Regions from separate parts of the Homo sapiens genome. Here region 1 is linked to region 2. A link is an interaction called in ENCODE POLR2A ChIA-PET data of the cell type or tissue named here. Cell type or tissue: MCF 10A. All regions are shown on one strand.

What was found. ChIA-PET counts read pairs that join two places held together with the same protein. Peaks named below come from ENCODE experiments on the same cell type or tissue, not always from the same donor. Only the 100,000 strongest peaks of a DNase experiment are listed, where the experiment ranks them.
Region 1: POLR2A ChIA-PET joins it to region 2 with 18 read pairs; 2 of 35 experiments call an interaction of 5 or more read pairs at or near these places.

Annotation. Positions count from the first base shown.
Region 1 is chr10:75,249,059-75,254,058 of GRCh38, forward strand. No RefSeq gene overlaps it. Among named protein-coding and RNA genes, the nearest start is that of COMTD1, 16 kb to the left of the region's middle. In MCF 10A, no CTCF peak of the experiment used is centred here; DNase peaks (open chromatin) are centred at 2,113 and 4,713.
Region 2 is chr10:75,356,722-75,361,721 of GRCh38, forward strand. ZNF503-AS1 (ZNF503 antisense RNA 1) reads left to right here. Exons shown (of 4, transcript NR_038226.1): 3 at 1,789-1,986; 4 at 3,900-4,957. It also overlaps a transcript of ZNF503 not described here. Among named protein-coding and RNA genes, the nearest start is that of ZNF503-AS2, 42 kb to the right of the region's middle. In MCF 10A, no CTCF peak of the experiment used is centred here; a DNase peak (open chromatin) is centred at 2,470.

The sequences.
Region 1 (5,000 bases), 110 kb before region 2:
TCACTGGTCTGCCCTGGGCCTCAGTTTCCCCATCTGTGTGATTGGTTGGCAGGAGGATCTTTCAGGGTCCCTTCCAGCTCTGAAGTTCTGTGACGTGACCTGAGGTGCCAGGAAGCCTTCTCCCTCCCCCGCCTAGCCCCACAGGCACATGGAATTCTGCCACTGGGGCATCACTTTTTCCTCGAAGGAGTTTTCACAATGCAAAAGCATCTGAGATGAGAATGAGCATCCAATCAGGTGATCACACCACAGGGCAGAATTTCTCAGTGTGGGGTTCTTGGATCACCTGCAATGAGTTCTTCACCTGAAGGGGTGTTTATTATTATTATTAATTTCCCTCTTCTGTCTCTCTTTTTCTTTTTGAGACACAGCTGTCTCCCAGGCTGGAGTGCAGTGATGCAATCTTGGCTCACTGCAACCTCCACCTCCCAGGTTCAAGCAATCCTCCCACCTCAGCCTCCTGAGTAGCTGGAACTACAGGCCTGCAACACCATGCCCAGCTGATTTTTGTATTTTTAGTAGAGACGGGGTTTCACCATGTTGGCCAGGCTGGTCTCGAACTCCTGACCTCAAGCGATCTGCCCACCTTGGCCTCCCAAAGTGCTAGGATTACAGGCGTGACCCACTGCGCCCAGCCTTCCTCTCCTTTTCTTGGATGTGATACCTTGGGCTGGCTGCAGCAGCTAGCTTTCAACCATGAGGAAAGAGCATGGCATGCAAACAACAAGCTAAGAATAGTGAAGCAGAAACATAAAAAGAAGCTGGGTTTTCGCTGGCATTTCTGAATCATTGCACCAAGCTTGAAGACCCTTACTTCCTATATGAAATAATTAAATATCTATATTGCTCAAGCAAGTCTTGGTTGACTCTTCTGCTATTTGCAGCCCAAAGCATTCCAAATGGAATCAACTGTCCTTATCACACTGAATTGTAATAGCAACCCTCTAGGGAGGGGATTATTATTGGCTCAGAGAAATGAAGTGACATAGTTAATGTCAGCTGGCAAGTGGCAGTGCCTCTTTGGGCAGGAGCTTTTAGGTTGGGATGATTTGATTATTGGTAAGAATTTAATTTCTGTCTCCTTCATTGCATCTGTCCTATCATAGTCTGACCATGGGGCATAACCTCCTCCCTTGCCATTCTGGTCTTTGGCCTTCTCTCTTTCTCTATCCATCCCACTCTGGGTCTCAGACTAAAGACCCAGGAAAAGCCATTGTGGAGTAGAGGGGAGGCAGCAAGTCACCATGGTGCATTCCTCGATGGACTTTCCCTAATGAGTGTGGCCAGATTCTGGTACCAATGACTGTGGAGAAACCCAAACCCAACTCAGAGATAATTCTGGCCTCTAAACAGCCCCTCTTTCGGGGAGGTGTTATAGCAAAAGAAAGAAAGAGCTCAGGGACACAAAAACAGACAGACAGAGGAAAGGAGGGAAAAACAGCAGGAGAAAGAGTAGAGAAGGAGGAGGGTGAGAAGATGGGAGAAGAGAGGATCTCAGGTTAGAGTTTGACAGGCCTGACATTGAATCTCAGTCCAGACACTGACGAGTAGGTGACCTAGTAGGGTAGGGAGATTCGAAGAGGTCCTTCAGAAGGCAGAGAATTTGAGAGCCACAGTGGGGTGAGCAGGGGGAGAGTAACTGCTCCAGACCCTGCAACTGATTCCCCAAACCCTGGGTGGTTGTTGTGTGTGTAGGGAGCCCTCTCTGAGGGCTGCCCCAGATTCATGGGGAAGGCAGGGGCAGGAATGGCCTTAGACTAGGGAAAAAAAGGAGGGCCTGTGTCCTTTTTCTAGCCCAGGTGTCGGATACACTCATGAAGGCACAGAAAGCACCTGAGCTTCGCCTCCACCGCCTTTGGGCAGTGGCCAGAGAGGAGCCTAGGGATGACCTTTGGCCTGGGCAGTGGGCAGAGAGGAGCCTGGGGTTGGCCTTTGGCTTGGGTAGCAGGTAGAGAGGATCCCAGTGATGACTTTTGGCTTGGGCAATAACTGGGGAGGGGCTGGATCATATGCCTTCAGGGCCTGGCATACAGCCAGTGCCCTCAGCTGAAGTACTGAGCCTGGGGCTGGTGGGTGAGGAAAGGAAGGAGCAGTTTTCCAGCATTAGTCAGGAGGCGCAGGGCTGGGGGTAGAAGGGGAGTGGCTCCTCTCTCTGGAACTTGCCCTGCTCACCTGTCTAATGCCTCATGCCTATGACTTCAGGCTGGCAGACATTGCTGTTTCCACAGAGCTTTCCCCAATCCCTCGGGCCAGATGTCTCCTTACGGAGCTGTTGTGGGGGTTTAAAGCATGTCAGGGAATTCGGCCCAGCATGGTGGCTCACATCTGTAATCCCAGCACCTTGGGAGGCCAAGGAGGGGTGGGCGTGGATCACGAGGTCAGGAGTTCGAGACCAACCTGGCTAACATGGTGAAACCCTGTCTCTACTAAAAATACAAAAATTAGCTGGGTGTGGTGGCATGTGCCTGTAATCCCAGATACTCGGGAGGCTGAGGCAGGAGAATTCCTTAAACCAGGGAGGCAGAGATTGCAGTGAACAGAGATCATGCCACTGCATTATAGCCTAGGTGACAGAGCAAGACTTCGTCTCAGGAAAACAAACAAACAACACAAACAAACAAAAAACAGAATTTTTAGACACTTATCTCATGAGGAGATGGAGTCTACGTCCCTTACCTTGAACTAATCTGATCAGACAAGAAAGGCCTCTACGACAGCCTTTTTGAACAGAATGTAGTGGAAGTGATGCCGTGTGACTTCCGGGGCTGGGTTAGAAAAGGTCACATCGCATCTCCCAGATTCTCTTGAGCCCTTGATCTGAGAGCCATCAGGTGTCCTGTAAGAAGTCCATCTCCCCTGTGGAGGCCTCCATGTGTAGAGACCACACAAAGTAAGAGGCAGACAGGGGCCCCAATTCATTCAGCCCCTGCTGTTTGAGTCTTTCTAGCCCAGGTGTCAGACACACTCATGAAGAAGCCCTTGAGATGACACAGTCCCAGCCCCAGCCACTCTGGAGCTGTCTGCCATGTGTGAGGTCCAGAGTGAGAACTGCCTAGTTGTGTCCAGGTAACCTCCAAATTCATGAGCAGAATAAAATGATAGGGTATTAGTTTTCAAGGCCTTCCTAGGTAAAACACAAATTGGGTAAAACAACATAAATTAATTTTATCACAGTTCCAGAGGCCAGATCTGAAGTCAAGGTGTTGGTGGGGTTGGCTCCTTCTGAGGGTTCTGAGGGTAATTTGTAATTCTTTTTTTGGGTTTTGTTTTTGTTTTTGGAGATAGAGTCTCACTCTGTTGCCCAGGCTGGAGTGCAGTGGTGTGATCTTGGCTCACTGCAACCTCTGCCTCCTGGGTTCAAGCGGTTCTCCTATCTCAGCCTCCTGAGTAGCTGAGACTACAGGTGCACACCACCCTGCTTGGCTAATTTTTGTATTTTTAGTAGAGATGGGGTTTCACCATGTTGGCCAGGCTGGTCTTGAACTCTTGACTTCAGGTGGTCTGCCCGCCTTGGCCTCCCAAAGTGCTGAGATTACAAGCATGAGGCACTGCACCTGGCCTCTGAGGGTAATTCTGTTCCAGGCCCTTCTCTCACCTTCTGGTGGTAGGTAATGCTTGGCATCCCTTGGCTTGTAGCTGTATCACTCCAACCTTTGCCTCCATCTTCACTTGTGTTCTCTGTGTGTCTTTGTGTACAAATTTCCCTCCTCTTATAAGTATACAAGTCATATTGGATTCCCTAATCCAATATGCCTCACCCTATCCCAGTATGCCTAATCTTAACTCATTACATCTACAATGATTGTATTTCCACATAAGTTCACATTCTGAAGTACTGGGAGTTAGGACTTCAGCATATCTTTTGGGGGGACACAATTCAATCCAGAACAGACAGTTATCATTTGAAGCCACTGTTTTGGAGTGCTTTGTTATGCAGCAGTAGTTACCCAGAACACTGGAAGTAAGGGATGGCTGGGGCAGCAACTAAAATACCAGTGTAAATGTAGTGAGATGAAAAAAATTTACCAGAACATCCTCTGGGAGGCTACTGTACGTGGCTGGAATAATTTATTTTCTGAGTAGTTTGGGGTTGAGGTGGGGCACCAGATCTTCCCCCTAAAAAGTGTATGTTTCAATAGCAACATGTAGTTGAATAATAACAGACAGCTTCCCTAATGCCTTCTAAAGTAGGAAAAGAACCTGGGTTTTGCTTTGTGGGATAGTCCTTTCTCTTAAATAAATGTTGAATTTTTATAGAAAGAGAACCAATTTGAATATTAGAGTGTTTCTGGCCTCTACATATCTCAGAATGGTGTTGTTTACTAATGCTTACTCCATCAGAACACTGATTAACTGTGAGGTGCAGTTGCCTGGTTAAGTGTTGGGCTTCCCCATAGACTGTAAATGACCCTGTGGGGAGGGACAGGCTCAGTCTTGCTCCCCACTAAATTCTCAGAAGTTCTTGGCACAAAGTAGGTGGTTCATAGTTATTTGCTGAAAGCATGAACATTGGAAAAGGAACAAATTGGATTTAAATCTATATGATGACTAAAGACACACAAATCTATTAGCTGCAAAACATCTAACAATGCTAGAAAAATTACTTTTGAAATCCCTTCAGTTAATGGAAGAGCCTTTAAGAAGGTAAGGGAATTACCAGAGGCCAGAAATGAACTGGAAACATCAGTCCAGGAAGTAAGTGATTGTGAAACTGCTGCACACCCTGAGGACATCTACCTCACTGGGCCGCCTGAAACCTCCACAGCTTCTGAGGCACAAGAAAGAAGCAAGAGGTCTTAAAAATTACCAGGAAGATTTAAAAAAGAACCAAACAGAGCTTCTAGAAATTTAAATATATCAGGTATGAAATTAAAAACTCAATGACACAGTTAAATAATTGAATAGACACAGCTGGAGGTGGAATTTGTAAACTGGAAGATAGATCTGAAAAAATTACACATAATACAGCATAGAAAAATGGAAAGTATGAAACAGGTTAA
Region 2 (5,000 bases):
CCAGGTTCTCCCATTGAGGCCCTGACAGATTTTATCAAGATGAGAGAACTTTGGGCTTAATTCTCTCCAGCCTCCTGGGAAACATTGCTCTGGGTCACTGTGGCTATAGCCCAGAGAATAACTCCTCCCCCGGGAGGCTGCTGTTGAATGGAAGGTTTTTACTCCCATTTCTCAAGGTGTAGGCGTGTCGAACAGTTTCTATTTATTGAAGAAGAAAACAAGTTGTTTTTTTATTTATATATAGCTCTTGTTTTTGTTCATCCCACAAGAAAAAACAGGGTTCCTCAATTGGAAATAGATTCCTGCCCTTCCGTAAGACTTGGAAATGGGAGAATCTGTGTGTGAATTAGGTCACTGTGGTATAGAGAAAGAAGTTGGGAGAACTCCTCTAACCCCTTTTTTTTTTAAGCACAGGAGCATGGTTTGTATAGCTGGTTCACTGGCTATTATACTGGAAAGCAGAATGAGTGGGTCAAGACAAGTAGAGGTATAGCTAGCATCATAATCACAATAGGGCCGGGCACAGTAGCTTACACCTGTAATTCCAACACTTTGGGGGGCAGAGCTTTGAGGACTGCTTGAGCCTAGGAGTTCAAGATTAGTTTAGGAAACATAGTGAGGCTCCATCTTTACAAAAAAAAAAAAAATTAGCTGGGCATGGTGGTGCATGCCTGTTGTCCCAGCTACTCGGGAGGTTGAAGTGGGAGGATTGCTTGAGCCCAGGAGGTTGGGGCTACAGAGAGCCACGATGGCATCACTGCATTCCAGCCTGGGCAACAGAGCGAGACTCTGTCTCAAAAAGAAAGAAAATAACTAATCACAATAATAACCAATATATATCATATTCTGGACTCCAAGCATTTTATGCAGCATTGTGAAAATGATATTAGTACCTTTCTGATGGCATTGTTAGCAGATTGAATGGCGCAAATGAGGAAAGTAATTTCTCTAAGGCCCAGAGATGTTAAGTAATTTGCCCAAGAGCACACAGCTAAGATGTGGTAGAATTGGGATTTGAATCCAGGCCCATGGGCTCCAGAGACTGTCCTCTAATATTGGGCCATGATATGCAGCTAGCAGGCCTGGTAGCTTAAAGGGAGGGGCAGGAATTGGAATATAACAGGCGAGGCGCACAGGCTCTGGGTGTTGGGTCTCTCTTGGTTAGACACCAAAGACTCATTCTGCAGCCTGAGTCTCCTCATCTGGAAATGGGGATAATACCTACCCCAGTGAGTTATGTAAGGCACTAGCACAGCCCTCCAGACCCAGTGGGTGCTCAGTGCACCATTGGAGAGTCCCTTTCCTTTTTTCCTTCCTCCATATTTTGCCGTGGGCCACTCTATGGAGAGAACTTTCCTGCCCAGGGAAGAGGGAGATGGCCAGGATGACTTTGCTATCTGTGACAACTCTAAGGGAATCCTGGTTCCCTAAGCTTTTGCTGGATGTCAGAATTCCAGTGCCTCTCCACTGTGCTTTTCATTGGCAGAACTTTAAATGATTTTATAAAACTGCAAATGTACAAGGTAATTGAGTCTTCTGTTTTATTACCCTGAGCTGCCTGGACCTTGCCCGGCCTCCTCCTCACTCACCGAGCCACCGGAATAAAGTTGGAAGTGTTTGTGCTGGTAATATATAGGACTTAATTAACCTGGCCTTTTATAGCATTTCCAATGGAGGGTTGGAACGAACTTTGAGGCAGCTTGAGAAAGGGAAAGGGGGGCCTGGGGTGAGAGCGTGTATGTACATACAACACTTGATGTTGGTTTTTTCTTTTGTTCTTTTCTCCAGTACTTTAATCAGCATTTAATGACCCAGTCGAAAATTCATTGTTTGGACCCAAGCACTGGTGGGAAAGGCAGGAGGGGAGGCCTGCCTTCCTTCCTCCCTCCCGAGCCCTACAGCAGGCCATGGAGTGGTGAGCGAGTTCGTACAGTGCCAACCACATTCCCAGAAACTTCCAGCAGAGGTTAATCCTGCTCCTCTCAGGTAGGAGACAATGAATGGATTTTAACAAATGGACTCCCTGTGTTAGCTAATGCCAGTCCCTACTCAACCTAGGATGACTCCAATGGCGCATGTCCCCATTCCCGGGCCCTAAGGCTGCGCTAACATGCTATCCTGCCTGCCCCTTCATTCTCCACCCTGCCACATTCCCACTCCTTTCCCCTCCCAACACGAAGCCATGCCTGAGCTGGACACCCTTCCATACCAACCCAGGAAAAAGTGATTCAGCTCCGGTCCACCCTGGGTGCAGCGGTCCTTCTGCCAAGATGCCTTCATATCATACAGCTATTATTTTCGGGAGGATTCCAAGTGAGGGCAGTCAGGGTAAGTGCCTCTCACCAGCTGCCTGCTCAGACCATTGCTCCACATACCCTAGCTCATAAATCCTGCCCCAACACTGCAGAGTGGTTACATCATCCCCAAACCTCATGCAACAATTCGATTTGGAAATAAAAAGGCAGGTGTTAATTGACTCACTCCCTCTGCCCCTTTGTGGTGCCCCTGACCCTCGATAGCTTTTAACCCTGCAGTTAATAAAAGTTTTGGGCCCAGCCCCAGCACAGTTCCTCATTCATTCTTTCATAACATCAGCAAATTCTTCCTGAGTGACTGTAATGCACAAGTCATTGGCCAGAGCCTTAGGGAAGAGGGTTAGGTGGCTAAAGATGAGCAAGAAGCATTTTAAGCATTTCATGCCTTAGGAAAGCCTACAGAGGAGGCCCACAAATAACGCAGATTTGGGCAAGAGTCCTGTGGGCCTCCAGAGAAGCCAGAGTTTTAGAAGCATCTCCGGCTGTTGAGTTGACTGCTCTTGAGTTTGCCTGTTCAGCACCCATCCCTCCTACAAGAGCAACCAGATTCTCCTTTGGAGAACCCACATCTTCACTAAATCTATGTGGTTCCAAATGTGGTTGAATGTCTGGGGTCCCCAGGAGTCAGCCCATGAGTAGAGCTAACCATTCAGGGCAGGTTAGTCCCCAGCCACAGTGATCATTTCAGCCATGGGCATTAGACTTGGGCTGGGCCAGTGAAAGCTATTGCTGCAGCTCCTGGGAAGGAGGAGCTCTCTTTTTCCCCTGGGACTGGCCAGAAGTAAGCCTGGAGCTGCTAGTAACCCTCTTGTCTTCACCTGGGAGAGGCTTCAGGAACCTGAGAGTGAAGCCAATCACTTCATTTGCTCCCGAGGGACAGCCTCTGACTTCAGGCCCCTATTGTCTCCTGCCCTGCAATGAGAAGCTCTTGGTTTTTAGGTGTGTTTATTACCCAGGCCCAAGAGACTCTCTGTCTCCCTTCAGCTAGTCTGTGCCCAAGCAGAATATCAAGGAACGCAGAGCTGAGAAATGGAAAGGAAAAGATGGTTAAGGATGTTGGATGGCTGCCAAAGGTTTCTTTTTTTTTTTTTTTTTTTTTTTTGAGACAGAATCTCGCTCTGTCACCCAGGCTGGAGTGCAGTGGCTCGATCTCCGCTCACTGCAAGCTCTGCCTCCTGGATTCACGCCACTCTCCTCCCTCAGCCTCCCTAGTAGCTGGGACTACAGGCGCCCGCCACCACGCCTGGCTAATGTTTTTTTGTATTTTTTTTAGTAGAGATGGGGTTTCGCCGTGTTAGCCAGGATGGTCTCGATCTCTTGACCTCGTGATCCACCCATCTCGGCCTCCCAAAGTGCTGGGATTACAGGCGTGAGCCACCGTGACCGGCCTGGGGGCCCTTGTTTTTCAGGTTTGCACTTGTGCGACTCTGAGAGTGGGTGCCTCCTTACATTTTGTACCCCAGGTGCCTCTCTCCTCTCCCTATTCCTGGCCCTGCTTAGGCTGCTGGAAGTCCACCCCTATCTGTCCCTGAACCCAGCCTGAAGAATTCAGAGTTGATTGCTACTGTCTTTCTTCCCCCACAGGTGGGCTTGGCCCATTCTCTAGACTTTGGAAGGTAATGTTCTATAGAGGCCTGTTCTGAAGCTTTACCAGGTCAAACCGGAGAAGAACCCAACAAGTAACTCATCCCAGCCTAACTATTCTTCAAGGGCAATCAACCTACAGCATCCAAGCACAGAGAAATCAAATCCATGGAGAATCTTCAAATTAGGCTCAGAATCCATTTGGGTCAATGAATTTACTGTTATTAAGATCTTAGTTGTGTTCAACCATGATTTGACATACCTTAGAGTGAGAAGATATTCTTCCTGGCCTCAGACTAGTTGAAGGTAGAGAGAGAGACAGGCCCTTGGGTGTGGGGAGACCTCTCCTGGGATAATACACACAAAAAACCAAGAGCTGCTCACTGTGGTGCAGGAGACAGCAGGGCCTGAAGCCAGAGGCTCTGTGTCCTTGAATACAATGTTTTACTCCTCTGACCCCTGTTACTGTGATTTGGAGAGGCAGACAATATAGGATGGGCTTTGCAGGCAGGGAGGTCCAGTTATAATCCCAGCTCTTACTAAGTTGGGTAAGACTCACTCTGAGACTTAGTTTCTTCTGTCATCTCTCAATAGAATCATAAAGGTACTTTCCTCTTAGTGTTGTTTTAAAATTCAGTAAAATAATGCAGGCTTAGCACAGGGTCTGATGTAAATTTTCAATGAATTATCGTTGTCAATATTGTTCTGGAAAACAAGAGGGCATATTAGAAGATCAAAAGTACTGCCAAGCATTGAAGTGCCAATTCTAGATCCAGTCTCAGCCCTCTGAGAATGGATATCATTGTTTTCAAGCCATTCAGAAACCAATGTGAATTGAACACCTAGTATGAGCTCTCTGAGGGAAGAGCCAAGTCATGCATTTTTTATCTTAAGGGGTCTTCAATACCTCTAGCCCAAAACAGTATCTCCATCAGGATTCTTCTCTGATAGTGTTCATTTCTTTTTTCTCAATGGATGCCTTAAAAAAAAAATCCTACAAGGAAACCTGTACTCCTCAAATACACCACTCAGGTGACCATTAAATCATTTACATTGTTAATTTCTTTTCAGATGTGTGTCTTTTTCCCTAGTTACATCATC